Linked DNA regions of Homo sapiens: region 2 is linked to region 1. Evidence: chromatin loops called from intact Hi-C (ENCODE). Cell type or tissue: IMR-90. All regions are shown on one strand. Each heading gives the region's core, and the rest is flanking DNA. Links, peaks and the distances in the headings are about the cores only. Region 1 overlaps PARD3 (par-3 family cell polarity regulator). Region 2 overlaps PARD3 (par-3 family cell polarity regulator).

Evidence for each region. Peaks named below come from ENCODE experiments on the same cell type or tissue, not always from the same donor. Only the 100,000 strongest peaks of a DNase experiment are listed, where the experiment ranks them.
Region 2: it touches region 1 in a loop (2.8-fold over the local background); 4 of 110 quality-filtered maps call a loop at or near these places.

Annotation. Positions count from the first base shown.
Region 1 is chr10:34,620,186-34,630,209 of GRCh38, forward strand. All of the region lies in intron 2 of PARD3 (par-3 family cell polarity regulator), which reads right to left. Among named protein-coding and RNA genes, the nearest start is that of PARD3, 190 kb to the right of the region's middle. In IMR-90, for the core only: no CTCF peak of the experiment used is centred there; no DNase peak of the experiment used is centred there.
Region 2 is chr10:34,370,670-34,380,693 of GRCh38, forward strand. PARD3 (par-3 family cell polarity regulator) reads right to left here. Exons shown (of 25, transcript NM_001184785.2): 10 at 7,298-7,437; 11 at 4,205-4,333; 12 at 1,829-1,867. Among named protein-coding and RNA genes, the nearest start is that of PARD3, 440 kb to the right of the region's middle. In IMR-90, for the core only: no CTCF peak of the experiment used is centred there; no DNase peak of the experiment used is centred there.

The DNA.
Region 1 (10,024 bases), core at 3,292-5,791:
GCTCCCAAATGCCACCAATTTATTCAGAAGACATCACCCACCTCCCTGACAACCAAGATATGACTCCTACTCCTCCACTGGTAGCCAAAGCAGTGAAACCCACGCCCATTTGTGATCCCAGATCCCATTTATAAGGTCCAAATTCACCATTCCTGGAAACCAAGAGGTTTTTTGTGATGTAGGAAGTGTCTCTCTTCCTCATTCCCCCATCTGAAACAGGAGGACCCATTTTGCAAACAAAACATTTCACAAAACCTTAATACATAAAAGAGCTGAAGTCAACATTAGCATAAATTTATCTTTTAATTTGGAATGCATGCCCATTTCTTATTAAAAAGACAATCAAAGGAAACGACGAGGCTGTTTGATGAACAAAACAGTAACTGGAAATTGGGATGGAGCATTACATCAACCTTGAAATCCAATTTGTTTCTGCATTTCTGTTCTACTTACAAAGCATCAGCTTAAACCTCTCACAGATAAATAGATAAAAAGCTCACCTTGCAATTTCAGGATGCTCTTTAATTAAACGGATTCAAAAGCTTGAAAAAGAAGTGGGAAATTTCTTAGTCAAAAAGTTGAATCACTAACAATGAACCAGCTCTCATTTTTTATGAAAACTGCAGGAGAAACAAGCACCCATTCCTTAGAATAGGCCAATAAAGAAAAAAGAAAAACCACATATGCACAAAAAAATACATCTTGCCACATTTTGCTACATGTGTTCTTTCATTATTACACAAGTGAAGCATCTACAACTTCCCTGGCACTTAACTAAGCCTGGTGTACAAGTGCAATTGCCACATACAAAAATGGTACACATTTACCAGAGTGGGCCAGGGTGAAAACCCAACCTTCCCCAGTAACAGTACATTGGAGAAACCTTTGAACAGAGATGGCAGGAGATGCCAGCTCTAGTCTAAGGTTTGCGCAGAAAAAGATTTCATCTGGCAGGACACATGAAAGAATCAGTAGTTTCCACTTTTTTTGTTGTTTGTTTTTTGTTTTTGTTTTTTTGGGGGTTTTTTTTGTTGTTGTTTTGGGGGTTTCTTTGAGGGGAGGGAAGAGTCTCTGTCACCCAGGCTCACTGAAACTCCACCTCCCAGGTTTAAGTGGCTCTCGTGTTTCAGCCTTCTGATTAGCTGGGATTACAGGTATGTGCCACCACGCCCGGCTAATTTTTGTATTTTTAGTAGAGACAGGGTTTTGCCACATTGGCCAGGCTGGTCTCAAACTCCTGACCTCAAGTGATCCACCCACGCTCGGCCTCCCAAGGTGCCGGTTGTACAGGCAAGCCACCGCGCCCGGCCTAGTTTCCAACTTTTAACACTGGAACATGACGTATTTGTACATTCCTAGCATTTCAAGAACACGCCTGGAAACCCCTAAGACAGAACCCAAACCCCACAGTTTACTGCACAAACTGAAAGAAAGAGCACTGCTACCTTGACACCTTTTAAAAAAATCACTACACTGATTATTTACACACTACACTTTCTAAAGGAGCATGGATATTGTTATTGTTCTCTACAAGTTTTTATAACAAACTACTTCAATAAACACAAATGCAATTACATCATGTGCAGATTTTACAATTTTTTAAATGTCAGATTCTTTTCTTATTAAACCAACTTCATAGTACCAAAACTGAAAAAAGATTGTGTATCCAAACATTATTTCACATAAAATGTATTTTGATAAAGTAAATTCCCAAACCATGGTGCTCAGAGGTTGTAACAGTCCATGTAAGTTGAAGAAAAAGAGTTATCAATCAATACGTGACTATCAATCATTTATTTAATCATTATTTAGTTTTCACATATCTTAAAATTCAGTAGAAGAACCAGCACTCATAAAGGTGGCCATTCCTATACCTGCCATCGATTACATTATTTTACTTAAATCAAGCTTATATTACATCTGACAACATTCCTTGTTAAAGAATAGAATTCCTTAAACAGGGCAATATTACACATCTATTAGAAATATGCAGAAAAAAAGATAATTATAAAACTCAATTTGGAAAACATTCCAGGAACATAAGTCCAAGATCATCATTTATTCTGAAGAAACGAATTTGTTCAGATTTATACATTTTGCATGTATTTGATATAAATATTAATTCTGAATTTTCAGACTGAAGCTGGTTTAAATTAAAACTCAAAGCCTCAAGATACCATAAATTAACATACAAAGGGACATCAGATAAGCAAATTATTTGTTTCCTTCTCTGAAATTTCTAAAAATAATACATTAGAACTTTCATCTAAAAAGCTGGCCATTTCAATTGTTAGAAAAGCACAGGTTCAAAAATATTTGTCACAAGAGAAGTTATTCCCTCCTTGATGGTTGGGGGAGAAAGTCATTTCAGTGATAAAAATGAGTTTGTATTTGTAAGCAAGATTATCAATTCCAGTTAGGCCCCATCAGGCTACATGGAAACACTGAATAAATTACGGTTGAATGAATTTCTTGGACAAACTTCAGCCAGTCATTTTCAGTTTCTTCACAAAAACAAGAAGCTTTTGGGAAAACAAGATAATTTTGTTAGGAGAAAATCTAAGGCCGAACAGTAATAGAGGTGTCTACAGGAATCAAACTGTTCAATGACTTACATTGCCTGAGTTGGTTTTCTTTTTTTCTTTTTTTTTTTTTTTTTTAGTACACAGGCCATATTCCATATTAATATTATTTCTTATAATCCTCCTGAAGTAATCACTATGAAGAGTGTAAAGTGGGTCTTTTCAGGACCTTTTTCCCCATGTGTGTCTTTTTTTCCTGACAAATGGACTGTGGTGTTTTCCTCTCCTGGCCCCTCAGCCATGTATAAGAGCTGTAAGAGTGTACAGGTCACATGTGAAACTTCAGTGTTTCTGGCCCCTGAAGGCAGAGTAAGAAAAGTGATGAAATTGCAAAAATCCACCCTAAGAGTGCTCTACAAAGACACACAAAAGCATATGGGAATATAAGCTGGGCTTCGACAGTCGAAAGTGAAAAATGATACTTTCACGGCTGTGTCATTAACACATACAAGAGAAGCCCAGGAACACCACCGAAGGCTGTTCCCACCCATGAAGGACCTGCATTTCTCCATGTCTGACACCTATTTATAGCAGACATGATTTCTGCAGACAAGTATTTATGCACATTAGATATGCATTATTTAATGGTACTACTACACCAAAATGGGAATTTTCTACGAATCTTTGAATAGGCCCTCAAACTCTCCTTCCCTTCAATAATTACGTTCAGTTTTAAATAACTTAAATCTTCAACTTTAATTGAAAACAAAGCATCTCTATTTAAAACCTCTGGATCAGAGTGTTTTACTGTCTTAATAAAACAAGTGACTGAAAGGAAGACTAAGAGAGACTTCCTATAGTTAACCAAGAAGAGTTGAAAAAGCTTTAACTAGGTACATCTCAGCAAAAGTAACAAACCAATCCACTCTTGAACCCCCTAAACCCCAGCTCCACCCACTCCAGACAGACCTGTTTAACAATGTCAGTGCAGGGCCAGGTGCAGGGGCTCATGCCTGTAATCCCAGCACTTTGGGAGGACGAAGTGGGGCGGATCACGAGGTCAGGAGATCGAAACCATCCTGGCTAACACGGTGAAACCCTGACTCTACTAAAAATACAAAAAATTAGCCAAGCATGGTGGCGCGCACCTGTAGTCCCACCTACTTGGGAGGCTGAGGCAGGAGAATCACTTGAATCTGGGAGGCAGAGGTTGCAGTGAGCTGAGATCTACCACTGCACTCCAGCCTGGGCCACAGAGCAAGACTCCGTCTCAAAAAAAAAAAAAAAAGTCAGCGCGCATGCAGCTGTCCTTGCTCTGCTGGTCCCAGGCACCAGCTGCCTGGTCTCTAGGAACAACACGTGATTGTGTGCACACGGCTCCTATTCCACATGGTTTTTTGTTGATGTTTCCCATTATCTGCCAAGGAGACTCTAGAATCCTTCAGTGAAGAACTGCGTTTCATGACTGCATGCGTCTCCCACGCTAATATCTGTGACCTTGTTCTAAGCAGGAAAAGGTGTGTAACAAGTTAAACGGCCCTTTCTGCTGGGAAGGTAGCAGTTGGAATAGAAGCAGCAGCTTTGACCTATCAAGCATGATGTTTTGACCCTCATCCCACAGCTGTGAGGAAAGAACTTATTGAAAGAAAACTAGGTAAAAAAAACCACAACGAAAAGGATCTGTTGTGACTAAGGGCAGTCTTTTCAGACAAATCGATTTCTGCTCAAAGCCACAGAATCAGAATAAACAGTCCCTGTTCATGTACCCAGAGCAGAAACAGTGAGCCGTGTCACTTCAGGGTCGGGTGAGGCCTCTGAGATGTCACAGATCCTTGGTGCACTCAGCGGCTGATGTAGCCAGTAAGACCCAATGTCAGGCACTGAGCCCAGAAGCCACCAGGAGGAGGACAGGCCTTCATTCAACTGGCTCCTCTGGGCCTCCCTACAGACAGGAGGATGATGGTGGAGAGGACAGGAGGCTGACACTGTGCCCTGCACAGGCCCCTCTGCAACGCAGATCCCCAAGAAACCCCACAGTGCCAGCTGCTCAGCCCGCTCTGATGTCAACCAGGTGAGGGCTGTCGGGGCTGCGTCCTCCAGGGCCCACGTCCCACTGCAGCAAGACAAGGCCCCAGACAAGCTCTGAGAAAGCCTCCCATGCAACCCAGGTCACACTGCTGGGGAACCGGCTTCTCAGGGCTCAGGCCAGGGGTATGGGTCACCAGACCTCAACAAGCACATGTCAACAGCTCTGAGCCCTGGGCTGCAAAGACATACAAGAGCTAAGAAAGGTGACCTCTCACGGAGCCCTCAGCCCTGGACAAGCTCAACTGCTCAGCTTCCACAGGGACCTTCTTCCATATAACTGATTTGGGGGCATAAAAACCATGTTAACAGTCCCCAATGTTGTCAAGGATCTATAAGACAGAGTCAAAAACTGAGTGTGCCTGTAGATTCTGAGGCCACAGCCTATTCTTTCAGGTTCTGACTGCAGCAGGAAAAGCTTTAAAATGTGCTTTCTAAGCAAGTTAAGACTTTACAGTTCTCATGGAGGCTCCTGGAACTCCTATGAGTACAGTCGGCAGCAATTACTTTGTGAAATCAGAAAGGAGCTTAAACAATACACTTACTGAGCACCAACTATGAACCTGGCAAATTTCTTGGTGTAAATCTGGGCTGCTGGTGAGACCCAACTCAGGGAAAGCCCATCTCCAGGTGCAGAAGCACAGCAGGTGCCTGCGCTGGTGGTGGGCTTGGGGACTCCACACACAGGTGGTTTTAGTCCATGCACTCAAGTTGACACAACGTAGCTAGAAAAGTACAAGCTCGGTCATTTCCTGTTAATGAGGCCTGAGTGGAGGGTTTTCGACTTGAAAACAAAGGAATTGAAGGGATTCAAAGTAAGATGAAAAGTCAACTTCAAGGCCAGGCGCGGTGGCTCACGCCTGTAATCCCAGCACTTTGGGAGGCTGAGGCAGGTGGATCACCTGAGGTCGGGAGTTTGAGACCAGCCTGACTAACATGGAGAAACCCTGTCTCTACTAAAAATAAAAATTAGCCAGGCGTGATGGCGCATGCCTGTAATCCCAGCTACTTGGGAGGCTGAGGCAGGAGAATAGCTTGAACTGGGGAAGCGGAGATTGAGGTGAGCCGAGATCACACCATTGCACTCCAGACTGAGCAATAAGAGCGAAACTCCACCTCAAAACAAAAACAAAAACAAGTCAACTTCACCAGAGCCCCATCTTAATGTGGGGACAGGTTCTTAAGTCTAACTCAAAAGAGATGCCGAGACCTTGCCTAATCAATATTCTATCTCAAAATATCTTCAAACTGCCCAGTAGTAAACAGATTGCTATTGTTTTGGTCCCCTCAAAGATGAAGTAGCTGGCTTGTGTTCAAGGGTCATAAAAGACCACTCCCTCTTCCCCAAAAAGAAAGGAGGACCTGTAAACATTGGAATTACATTCAATGCAGCAAGATGCTGACCCTGGACAGCCAGGAGTTGGGACCAAGAGAAGAGCAGACTCACACCTCCATTTAATGCTCATTCTCTCACGCGTTCATGGAGTGGAATGGAAGGTACACTAGCAGCCCTTTTCAAGTCACTCACTGTCCCTGTGTGTGTACACTTTCTCTCTCCCCCCTCCTCTCTGTGTGTGAAGTGTCTTATCTGTTTCTCTCTCTCTCTTTCTTTCTTTCTGACTCTCATCCCCTCTCTGTGTGGGAATACAGCTTGTTCTTTTTCACTTTCTTTTTGGGGAGGCCAAGGGATGGAAAGGAAGACAAAGAGAACAAACAATGTAATTGGACATTATTCTGTGATTAACTCATAACTCTACATTTTGGCATTACATAATCTCTGAAACCACTCACAGGGCATATATTATATCTGTTATGACTAAAATGTAAAATAAAGAAGAAAATGCTGACTGCTTTGAGAGCCCTAACTCATATTTGGATGCAAACATCTGAAAATTAGCCAAGGAACTGACAAAACACACAAGAAGAACATGGTTATGACACTCAAATCTAACACAGTTGCACATACTATAATTTCAGGGCAAGCTTTCAAAAAACACTCCCTTCCTTCTAACTGCAGCCAAAGATATGAGTGATGGAATGTGCACATCCAAAGTGAAATGTCATAACCACCACGACCCACACCTAGGCACATGCATAAGCCCAGGCGATCGTGTTCCAGACTTTCTAGGCTCAGAGGATGACACGTCATCTTCGCCTGGCTATATTTTTATAAGACTCCACTTTCAAAGCCAAATATTCTTTTGAATTATATTGATCTGAGATACCCATCTTTTTTTTTTTTTTGGAGATGGGGTCTTATTCTATCACTGAGGTTAGAGTGCAGTGGCACAAACACAGCTCACTGCAGCCCTGCAGCCTTGACCTCCTTGGCTCAGGGGATCCTCCTGCCTTAGCCTCCCAAGTAGCTGGGACCACAGGCATGTGCCACCACAACAAGATAATTTTCAATTTTTGTTTTAAACAGAGATGGGATCTCACTTTGTTGCTCAGGCTTGAACTCCTGAGCTCAAGCAATTCTCCTGCCATGACCTCCCGAAGTGCTGGGATTACAGGCATGAGCCACCGTGCCCAGCTGCCCATCTATTATGAACTGAATTGTGTTCCCCTCTCCCGACAAAAAAATATGTGAAGTCCTAAACTCCAGTATGTCAGAATGTGACCTTACTTGGAGATCGGATCTTTATTGGATTAATTAAGTTAAAATGAGGTCATTAGGGTGAGCCCTAATCCGAGATGACTAACGTCCTTATAAAAAGGGGAAGTGTGAACACAGAGGCAGACAAGACGCAAAGGGAAGATGCTGTGCAGACACACAGGGAGAAGGCCAGGTGAAGGTGCAGGGCTGGACTGATGCACCTGCAAGGCCAGGAACACCTGGGCTTCCGAAGCCAGGAACAGGCATGGAGCAGGTTCTTCTCTAGAGCCTTTGGGGAGGGGGGTGTGACCCTGCCAAAGCCTTGATGCCAGAATTCCAGCCTCCAGAACTGTGAGACAATGAGTTTCTGTGTGTCAAGCCATCCAGTTCTTGGTACTTTGTTATGACGTCCCTTCAAAACTAACAGACCATACATAAGCCCTCTGACTGAAATAGTTTAAAGTGTTATGTGGGAAGATTACTGATTCCAGGAAGAAATGATGGGCAGAGGTGGGTACACACAGGTTGCCTCATCAGCTTCATGAAGAGTCCAAAGTTGCTGCAAGCCCTCTTGGTGGACAGAGTCTGCTTTCTGCTCTAAAGCCCAGGCAGAAGAGGTGCTGAGTTTACACGTTGTGCCCTAATCTGCCCCACTCTCCTGGGATTTGCACAGCCATGATGAAGGAACCAATTCACAATAAATGCAGGATGTTCACCCATGCTACGTGGGAATACTTTCCAAACTCTGGCAACTTCTCTCCCCAAATTATTCCCTTTTCCTGTTGAGAGATACTGCACAGGAGCTTAGACAAGATTTTCATTTAGTAATAACGGGATGGGATGATCCATCCACAAGAAATAAGCTCAAGCACATACTCTGCTGTGTCTTTACTACAGAGTATTCAAGTAGTCAAATGCCAGGGACCAGTGACTCTGTGTACATATTAAGTAAAACCTGATTGGGAAATCTCTAATACGTCCATTCAGTCAACATTTATTGAATTCCTGCTACAATTTAGGTGAAGGCTCAGCACATGCTTCTGTAAAGGGCCACAGAGTATGGATTTTAGGCTTTGCAGGCAATATATCCTCTGTCCCAAGAATCGCCAATGCTCAATGCTGTCCCAGTGAGAAGCAGCTGCAGTCGGTACAGAAACGAGTGGGTGTGGCTGTGCTCCAATAACAGAGCTGCACTTGGCCTTAGCCGTTGGGGAGATAAGGCAGCCCTGCCCTGGAGTGAGTGGCTTCATCACGCCTGAGAGACAGAGGCCAGAAAGCAAAAAGCTTTGACAGCCACACTGCGCAGCACTGATGGGCCTGACCAGGATGGACAGAGAGGCAGATACACCTGTGTTTGGAGCAATATAATTTTAGAGAGTGAGGCAGTGAAAAACTGGAAAACAACCAAAAATTTAAAAATGAAAAAAGAAAGTGGAGAGAAAAATGACGAACAAGAAACAAACAAAAATTCCACGCATTACAGAGAGGAGTGGTTCACGACACCAGCCAATGTTGCAGGTGACATGAAAATTCCCTACATCCTTCAAATATGATTTTTTAAAATCCCTGTGAAAAGCCAAATGGCCTATAAATGGGTAAAAGAATAGGTCTTTAAGCCCTCCCCCAAAATGGGGAAAGAGGGGTGTTAAATTCTTCCTTCACCACGATCTCTATCAGCCATCTAATATTGCAGAGTTATGAGGTGAGAATAATGTACCCAATTGGTGCGGTAATGAAAGGTCCCTGGGCAGAAACACAGGCTCCATCTGCCCATACACTGTGGACATCTATTTTAACAAGCCTGTGTGTGATTTACTGCCCCGGACTCTCATATTAAACATTTTCAATATCTTTTAGCAGTTCAATAAAACCTGTTAAAATTAAATTCCAACCACAACTCACTCATCTACACCTTAGGAGGCAAAGGTTATACTAATGTGATCTCTCTTTATAGCCCTTGACAAGAAACAAAAGGAAGTCTTTCGCTCTGCATGTACAAAAGTAGTGATCCAAAGGCACAAAGGGGGGTATTTCCTCAATCTACACGTGTATGTGTGTGCATGTGCACACACACACACATACACACGTTAAGGTCAATGAATCCAGATTTGGGAATAGGTTTTGCTGCTCAGAGTGTGGCTAAATGAAAACTCAAGAAAGATCACTTCCAATCTGCTAGACGAAAACCTACAAAGAGGGCCTCAGTTGCAAGTTTCATATGTATGTACACAGACTGATCAAAATTAATATTGCACTGCATTATTTGAGACCCATTAAAAAGAGACCACCCAGTGGCTAAAATGTTTGAGATAAAACACTTCATCTGGTTGTCATAACCCTTTGTTTAGTGACTTATTTAAAACAATAAACACTAAAATATTCAAGACCCGCAGCTTTTATTAGGAGATTTTAAGACTGTTTTTGGGATAATCTGTCATTTTCTGTAGGTCAGTGGTCTACAGTGTTAATTTATTCAATAAGCAAATATTACAGATAGAATATGCATAGATATTAAGTATATTTCATATATGTAGATATTTATCTAAGTATCTAATGTATAACAAAACAAAACACACAAAGAATACATGCAGCTGTCCCCAACTGTGGTCAGCGAAACACGGCCTGTATTACTGATGAAAACGTGTAGCCCCTACACAGGCTGCCTAAACTTAGGGCCTATCAAACTAGAAGAGGGAGGGAGAGAGGAAATGGAGAAAGTGATCTAAAATCACCGACATAGCAATGGTACTCCTGGAGTTTAGAAACGTAAAGCATTTCAACTCCTTGTGGGCCTGCACTTACTCGGCATGGAGCTGGACCC
Region 2 (10,024 bases), core at 3,053-5,552, 250 kb before region 1:
TCATTGAGTTTTCCAAAATATTCTATGATACTTATCCTAAACCATAAAGGAATAGCTCTTCCCCTAAGGATCACATTGTAAATACTTCCTCCTTTTGCATTTATTCTATAACTATTTCATGGTACAGATACAAATGGGGTGTGTGTGTGTGTGTGTGTGTGTGTGTGTGTGTGTGTGTAAATGACTGTGGATCTATTTTGTTTTATAGATCTTTTCCATTTATTTTGAGATATGGTGAGAAAAAGCTAACTTTTCTAAATAAATGGGCAATTGTTATAAACACTACGTAAACTATCCTTTTAAAGCTACTAATTTGAAGTGCCATCTTTAACACACATGCACATACCTATGCACATCATGTCAGTTTCTGTAACCCTTAATCTGTTTAAATGATCTATTTGTTTAACCCTATAACAATGCCATGCTGTTTTAGGTATTGTAGCTTTATATTATATATACTCTGCCACAATTATTGTCTTTTCAAAGAGTAGTATAAATTGCTATTGTACCCCATTTTATTATTTAGAATCAATTTGTCCAATTTCCCCTTATCTAACCTACCCCAACACATAAATATCAGTGTGATTTTGATTAGATATAATTGCCCTATTTATTTTATAAGCCAAAAATTAAAGCTAGGAATTGTCTACAACACACACTTATTAATGTGGAATATTCTCAAGGTTGTTTACTGATTTTCCTCCAAGATGTAATTTGTCACCTGTTTTTAGAATTGTGGAATATTTATAGGAGGATCACTTGAGCTCAGGAGGTCAAGGCTGCAGTGAGCCATGAAATATGGTGAGATTCTAGACTCAAAAAAAAAAAAAAAAAAAAAAAAAAAAAAAAAAAAAAAAAAAAAACAACGAAGGAATATTTGAAAAATAACATTAGTTCAAAGTTGCCTGTTTATAAAGCTGTACAGAAAATGAAACCTGTTTATTATGTTATTTAAATTCATTATATTTTTTCTTTAGTCAACAATGTAAAAATTTTTGGAAAGGGACATATTGACATTACCTACTATGGAAATGACTTTGCTAAATTTTCCATTTACGATAGTTTGAGAATGAATGTTTTTGTGCTATGTTGTTTGATGTAAAAAGGAAAAAAGATCCTGATTGTTAGAATTTCTACCATGTCAATATAAAATGCCCTTTTTACTCCCATATAGCGCATCATCACAGAGACTGATAGAGCAATCCTTCCTTTTATTGTGTTAGTTCTGCCTGCTGGAACTAAGCTTACTCTTTTATCCCCAGTCTGTCTCAGGACTTGTTTTCTTAACAGGATGCAACTATGTTTGCATTTTAATGTGAGCTGTGAGTCCTTAACTTTTGTTAAATTATCTCTTTTATAGTTATTCTAACAACTATGCTTAGCCTAATACTGACACGTCACTTTAATTTTCCTGTGTATACTTTTTTTACTGTATTCTCTTAGCCCTCCCTTTTTTTCCATGATTGAATCAAGTTTTTTAACTTTTCTTTCCATTTTGTGGCCACTTATAATTTAGCATTTCACAACTCATGAAATACTTTGCATATATGCCAAACAACTAAGCTTTGGTCCTCACTTTGCAAGTGAATAGGAAGTCTCTCTCTTTTTTGCGTCTATCTGACCAAAATTAATCACAAAATATACTCCATTTGGGGTGGTAACAGTAAGTCACCTTAAAATAAGACCACTTTGGCATTTAATAAACCCATGTATTAAATATTACGAGCCAGGAAAAGGCAGGACAAGTAACTTCGTATTAAATTAGTAAGAAGTTAGTTCCATGTATCTTTCCAACATCTCTGCATCCTTCAAAAGACAAAGCTCTTACCGTTTCTTTTGGAATCTGCATCTGGCTTGGCTCTGCATTCTAGAAGAATTGAAGAAAAACATAAATACAGACTGACCAAAGCCATCTTCAACACACAGGGACACAATGATTTATTTTAAAGAAAATTTTGTTGATTCTTAAAATCCACAAAATATATAAAGGGTAATTATATGATGGCTGACATAATGCTCTGTCTTCCAAAATTTTGCTGATGTGTGTGTTTATGTGTGTGTTTTAAGAAATTTTTCTAGATATACATTTTTACTTGCTCATTCACAGTACATCATGAATTTATTATCTGGAGGAAAACAAGTCTCACCAAACTGCTTTCCTAATCATGGCACTGTTTCTAATTTTGCTTTAAAATTTTCCCAATCAAATCAAAGTTTTAAGGTATAGAATCATTTGATAACTAGACCAGATAATAACAGTTTGAACCACAGTCTGAACCACAGCTTTATACTTTAAAATGTTGCACAGGAAATAAACATGATTTTTTTTTCCTATAATGTTGATTTGCCTTAATTACCTAGGAACTTACAAGGATGATTTATTAAAAAAAGGCACCGATTGATAAAAGTATTTAGATTTAGACACACAGAATTTAAACACAGACACCCCAAACAGAGGAAAATAGTTACGTCTACTGGATTCAAGATTATTTTTAAATGTCCCCTCCCTTTAAATTTTCAGGATTTTATTCTCTTAAATTTTGAGAAGCAGCTGCAACATGCATAATAGACTGACGGCCTACTGGCGTACTCCTTAATGAAAAGCTCACAAGCAATAAATTACATAACCAAGAAAAAAAAAAAGTAGGTAGCAGAAGGGAAAAACAGAAGCCTGGAAGATCAAAATTGGACAAGAAGAACCTGAATAACCTTAAGCTGGCTATATGCTGGCACTAACTCTGGAAAAGGCTGCTTAAGAGCAGTGTCTAAGCTTTGGCAATCTAATAATGCTAACTAGTGCACTCCGAGACACTGAGGAAGAATTAAAGCTTCGGCAAATCACATGGAAAGCTAGTTGTTTTTTTTTTTTAAGTGCTCATTTACAATTTAATAGAGACATCTCCAGATTTAGGATCAGGTGGCATTTTAAGCACAAAATTGGATAACAGTGGGGGGAAAACGAAAAACTGAATTTAAATTGAGAAATAATGCATTAAACATTTTTAAATATAAAGAAGTTTTCATAATTTATTCAAAATCTACTTAAAACAAAAGTGTTCACTTTTCAACCCTATCACTGTCTGAAATTTCCACAAAATCCACATTAAGTTTTAAGACCTGTGTGTAACCAGGGGATAAGATATTATGACTAAAATTTTTTCATTTATAATATTTATAGAAATAGTTTATATAGAGAATAAAATATAGTTATTTTTATCATAACACATCCATACTTGAAGACACAAGAGAATTTGGGCTATATGATAAATTTGGAAACCTCGTTTCTAAAACCTTGTCACTCTAGATTATACAAATTAATTTTTGTTTAGCACTAAGAGCTAGATGAAAAGGATGTATTCCAAAATGATCCAAGTAGAATCTGTTTTGAAATATTTAAAATACCACTTGTACTTGAAATAAAACAATTTTCTTACCACATCAAAAGACAAAGGCAACTCCTCCAATTATGTCATTTTTATATATAAATGAAACCTAGCACTTTTGCAGAAAACCACTCAGAACTATGTACATTTAAGACACTTATTTCATTCACACCAATACCATGTAAATACTCAGATGTATTAATGTATGTATGGAAAGTGAAGGAGATAGGTTGCAAAAGTTGTAAATGCCTTTTCATTTCCTTCATTTATGTCATCCTAAGTAACATGACCTATATTTGTATAATTAATAGCCATGAGGCTTATTGCCACTTAGGTCTTTTTATTTTTAATAATAATTTTTTTAAAAAGGTATTCCTTTTCATACAACAGTAAGGAAGCAAGCATCTATTTGGCTTACTGACATGTACTATGAAAATGTGAAATATGAAAATTTGTCATATGCAGTGTGGAAGATGGCAAGCTTTCAGCGACAGTCTGTGGAGTGACAGTTCTGAAATAATCGGCGTCTCTGTATTCAGTCAGTCCATCTGAGGGTGTACAGTGATGAACATTTGATGCCCTTGAAAATATCCCTACAGTCTGATGTTTAAGTACCCCTCCATTCATTACTGAGGATATCCATTTCTGAAACTAAGGGAGTATTAGAGAAAAGAATGTTTGTATTCAGTGAGGGCTGAAAGAAATATAAGATCTAGAAACTCCTCAGAAAATGTCTCAATAAACATTTGCCATCAGGCAACTAACCCAGACCCCTGGCTGCTGCATATCAGAAATCTTTCATCTACTCTAAATTTACACACCAGTTCCCTTGGGTGGAAGGCGTCTTCCTGGCGAAAGACCAGAAGGCTCACAGTTCCTTCCATCTTGGTGCTTCTCAACAGCGAAACAACTTCCTCTTGGGATTTGCCCACTAAATCTACTCCATTTACCTAAAACAAAACAAAAGTTTTCAGCTGTAATCCTGTGGAAACAACAGGAAAACACACACACACACACACACACACACACACACACACACACACTCTAGGACTAGCCATATCTGCTATGGAACATAACTCATTTCATGCACAATTCTGCCATGATCTGGGAACCACTAAGGTTTTGTGACTAATAAAGAAACTAAGACCAGATATCTAGAAGAGAGGAAGTGGTCAATCTTTTAGTGTTCATCATTAAACCCAAAGTGACAATCACCAGGGCATTGACAAGTACCAAGCAATAAATATTTCAAAAATGTCAAGTTAACACAAAACTTACTGGCTTAGAACAGAGATATTTTGATAGCCTTGTGCATCATAGGTTTTCTTACACCAAAATAAAAAGGTGTTGCTCTTATAAAGGGTAATAAAAACACACCAAAAATATTTTGGTACAGTATTTTCACTTTAAATGAAATTTTACTGATAAATATAAATAAAACACTTTACCTCTAAAAGGTAAACATTAAAGAAACTACAAAACAATATTTTTTAGCAGGGAAGCAATATTTCAGCTGAAATTTTTTCAATGTTATGAGAGAATTCAAGCAGGAAAAAAATTTAAAACAACTTGTTCTTAGGGAATCTTTTATCTAACAGGAAGTATAACATCATTATCAGAAAGCACTATATACTCCACAGAAATGAGAGCATATGTTTCCTTTAAAAGGTATTCTACATTTTTCTTTTTAGACAAAAAAGACATTTTGTCCAAGGCAAATAAGTTTATAACTTAAATTACAGTATCAAAATTTTCCTGTAGTTAAAATATATTTCAGAACATTTCCCCTTCTGAAAAAAATCAACCTCATATACCTCAAGGTACTACTATTAAGGAATTGCAGACAGAAGGACTGAATTCAAGTTCCAGTGGAGACTCTTACAAAATAAAACAAGCTACGACTGCACACATGGGCTAATATACCACTCAATTTATACCCCAAGGACAAGCGGCCTTTTCAGGAAGCAGAACCCTAAACATAATTTGTACTCAAACAAAAGAAAGTGAAAAAAAATCTAGACAATTAAGTCACTTGATCCTTTTTTCTTTGTATGATTCTAATTATCTAGACACTCAGAGAAAATGCACGTAAGTATCAATATTGTATAGCTACAACTGTAGATACTAGAAGGTTGGGCTTAAAGCATGCAAAAATGAAGTTTCCATTTTAAGACAAAGATGACAGCTATGGAAATAAAGCCTAACTCGAAAGACATGCAGGTTGCAGGTCTTTCTCACTGCTTTAAAATAAAAAGGTTTTTCTGATATGTTGAAAGTAAAGCGATTATGTGATAAAAGAAAAAAGTGACTCAATAATAAAGCAATTATCTTTAGAAAGAAAGACGGAGAGAGCCAGAAAAGGACAGATATTTTTTTGGACTCAGAAGACAGGAGGACTGAATTCAAGTCCCAGCAGAGACTCTTACAAATAAAACAAGCTACGACTGCAGACGTGGGCTAACGTACCACTCAATTTATAACCCCAGGACAAGTGGCTTTTTCAGGAAGCAGGACCCTAACATAATTTGTACTCAAACATCTGTTATTTAGCTTCTAACAGTGCCTATTTAACATACGTTGTCACATGCACAGGACCAAAACAGTGGGAATAAAATTTAAGGGATCTAGGCTCCAAATGTAGACATGGAAAAAAATACAGACGGTATCCCTCTCCTCCCCTACTTTACAAAAATTCTTTAGGAGAACTCAATCTGGAGAGATAGAAACCATATATGAAACTATAAGAAAAAAGGATAGTGTGGTAAAAGTTTACCTTAGCATTAATATTTGAATACTAGTTAATTAGGAAATGCAGTATCTGCTAATAAAAATACAGACTATATTTTCTTTAAAAAAAACTAAGAAAAATGGTTTAAAACATATTTTTCAATTTTCTCTTTTATGTGCAAACCATCACACAAACACAAATTATGTATGTTAATCTATTTCCAAGGCAGCTTCAAATACCAATGAACCCAAACTCATAAGACATAGAAAAAAAATTCAAAAACGATTTTTCTTTTCTTTCCTGACATTTGACTCTTATGACTCAATTTATTCTCCATGCTGCCATTTCAAGATTTCCTTGCTCCTCTTATCAAGGAACACTGTTTTCATTTATTTCATCTGTCTCTGTTCTGAATACATTTCCACATTGCCAGACATAAATATAAAGCCATTTAGAAACGTAACCTTACAGACATTTTATATGACAAAATGTTACCTCATAAACCAAATGTCTGAGTAACTAAAAATTTATAACTAAACTAAATGGGGCTGGGCATGAGGGCTAACGTCTGTAATCCCAGCATTTTGGGAGGCCAAGGCAGGAGTTCAAGGCCAGCCTGGCCAATGTGGTGAAACCCTGTCTCTATGAAAAATACAAAAATTAGCCAGGCATGGTGGTGCACGCCTGTAGTCCCAGCTACCAGGGGGGCTGAGGCAGGAGAATCACTTGAACCCAGAAGGTGGAGGCTGCAGTAAGCTGAGATTGTGCCACTGCACTCCAGCCTGGGCGACAGAGCGAGACTCCATCTCATAAAAAAAAATAAATAAATAAATGGAAAGATAATTTCTCATCAGATAACATGGAAAAAAGAGCTGGGCACGATGGCTCACACCTGTAATCCCAGCACACTGGGAGGCAAGAGGATCGCCTGAGGCCAGCAATTCAAGACCAGCTGGGGCAACATAGCAAGACTCTGCCTCTACAAAAATTTTAACAATTAAAAAAATATATATAAAAAATAACATGGAAAATCTAAACATAAAACAGAAACACATTTTGTGACGCATACTTCCGCTAAAATGTATATAACTGAATTTCATATTTTATGAAAATGTTTTTAAAAGTTGGCTCCTGGAAATGGAACATTTCAAGAATCAGGGAACATCCTGCTGGGGAAGTCACTTACCTCTATAAGTCTGTCTCCTGCCTTAAGTCGGCCATCCTGAATGGCCGCCCCCCGGGGGAGAATGTTTTTCACATAGATTGGAGCTGAGCCACCTATTGTTACATCTCTGGAAGTGATGCTGAATCCCAAACCTTCTGTACCTAGGTATGTGAAGGAGAAGAAAAGTAAATAAAATGAGATATCTTGAATTTTACAGGTGTATTGCACCAGTATACTCAACCTCAACTTGACATTTTGTAACTTTCACAATGGTCCACATTTCTTCTACTACTTTAAAAGTTGTAATAAATTTTTCAAAATAGACTAAATTGTGGAAGGTTTAAATGGTTTACATATCAACAGTTATTAATCTAAGAAGAAACAGCAATCTTCTCAAAGACAGATGAAAGTTAATATGTAAATATGACTGCTAAAAGTTTTTAAATCAATGTAAATCTTTGAATAGGAAATTCACTACATGAAGAAAGAAAAAAACTTCTGTTAAGACCCACAGTACCTCAAAACTCAAGTATTATTGTGCAATAATGACATCCAAATTTTAAGGGTAGGAGGTATGAGCAAGGGAAACAAAAATGTCCAGGGAGATGGAAAAGAACAGTGAAATGAGAGGTATCTCTAGATAGAGGTAATGGAACCTCCCAAAATCATAATTATTCAAAGCAGTTTACTAAGAGGATAAACCATAAACCAAATTATCTTTGCCTAGTTCACTTCTAATTCACCTAAATCTTACCATGTATATTTCCTTCACCACCCCCCACTCCCAAACAAGGCAAATTACTCAGTGAAGACTCCATCTCAGATCATGGCTACCAAATCTGGGGATCATATTATGCTTAAAGGTACTAAATTAATGATGCATTTATAAATTACTCTGATGATTCACAGAATTTAAATTCTCATTTCTTTGGCAGCTTTCTTGACAGACAGTCTTACATGCTCAATACAAAGCAGAAAAGTGTTTATATGTCACTAGAATCAAGACGCAAGAAGCCAACACGTGCCCAGGAAAAACTGGGGAGATAATGATACATTTGTAATGAATCACAACATTTTTACAATAATGATTTCTACCTAAGCTTTTTTAAAAAGTTACTTCTTAAGATATTAGTTTCCATTTCAGTTAAAATATTGTTAAGGCAAATGCTTGCTCATTATGGGAAGAATAAAGAGATCTGTAAAGGTGAAAAATCTAGAAAAGAGCACATTAATCTGATACATCACTCAGTATAAAACTGTAATGAAAAGTATAAAATATAAGTGAACAAAAAAGGGTGAATAAAAATGTAGATTAAAGAAACATTAAAGGAGAAATAAAGAAAACACTCCATAGTTATTCCTGTAGCAAAACCTACCATAGTTATTCTCAACATCAAACAAAGCATTCATTTACTTTAGTCTGAAGTCACTTTAGGGTGCTTGGACTATTAATATTTCTGATGTCTTCCATGCTGAACACCTGAATGGCATACTGTCTATATGAAATGTTTGTTATTGCTCTGGGGAGATTTTTCCATATGTCTCTGCTTTCATGAAACTCTAATGACTTGCAATAACATTTATTAAGAAAGAATTCTTAATTACTCTCCTTTTGCAATACTAACTTTTTTGAACTATGAATGCTGACTGTTGTAGGAACCTCAATACTATTAAAATATCAGCAACAACCCCTAAATCTGTAAGCTAAAAGTTCAGGCAATGACCTTTCAAGGAAAGATAAGTAGATATCAATTTTCATTTAACAAAGCCAACAAAACATTCTGCACTGACTGAAACAGATTACTGACCTTCTCCTCTGACTTTATTAAAAAGCTAATTTCTACAAAAGAGCTGGGTATTTGAGAATACCAAAATGGCAATAAATATTAAGAAATCATAATTATGGAAGCAAGTACACTGAGGCTATTCTGTTGTCATGTTATATAACATAGCTCCAAAATTAGGCCAAAGAATAATTATACTGACATCTTTTTTTGTACTAAGAGTTGATTCCAGTTTTTGAAGAACTGCTGCCACTCAAAGCACATTAGCTCACTTTGAACTGAATCTGAAGTTTAACACTGACACACCCTATGTTTTTAATGTACTTCACTAATAAATGTAATAACTTGTAAGAAAAAAATCTGCTAGCTACAAGGAAAGCCTGTTCAATTCTCCTACATTCATTATTATTAAAATATATGCATTTAGTCCTAATCAAAGATAATCAGCATTCTTCCCCACATTTATAGTAAACATAATTTTTATATAAAATATTTGTAAGTATTGGCAGCATGCACAAGCAGCATGTGCTTTTTGTCATACATTCTCACAGTTGGTAAATTAAAATCAAGATAGATCTATGGGACTCTATATCATTAAGATTACTCAAGGTCTGAAAAACACTTAAAACCATTGTTTCTCCTTTCAGTGATTAAGCATAGTCTTTCTAAATTAGCTTGTGTAAATGCAATCATATTTTTCATTAAATGCTATTAAAATAATATCTGTATTCAAAACAATGGTACCAGTTTTGTAAGTAAAATGTATCAATTTGATTTATTTATCACTTCAGACTTACTATAACATAAAAATTAGATATACTCATTATTTTCCTTTTTTTGGAGAATCTGTATTCTGTTTAATACTTTACCTTTATCTTCTCACTTCAGATTTCCTTTGTATTTCTCATTCTTTCATTAGCAAAACAATGGTACTTTTAATGGCAAATCACCTCATTTAAAAAGT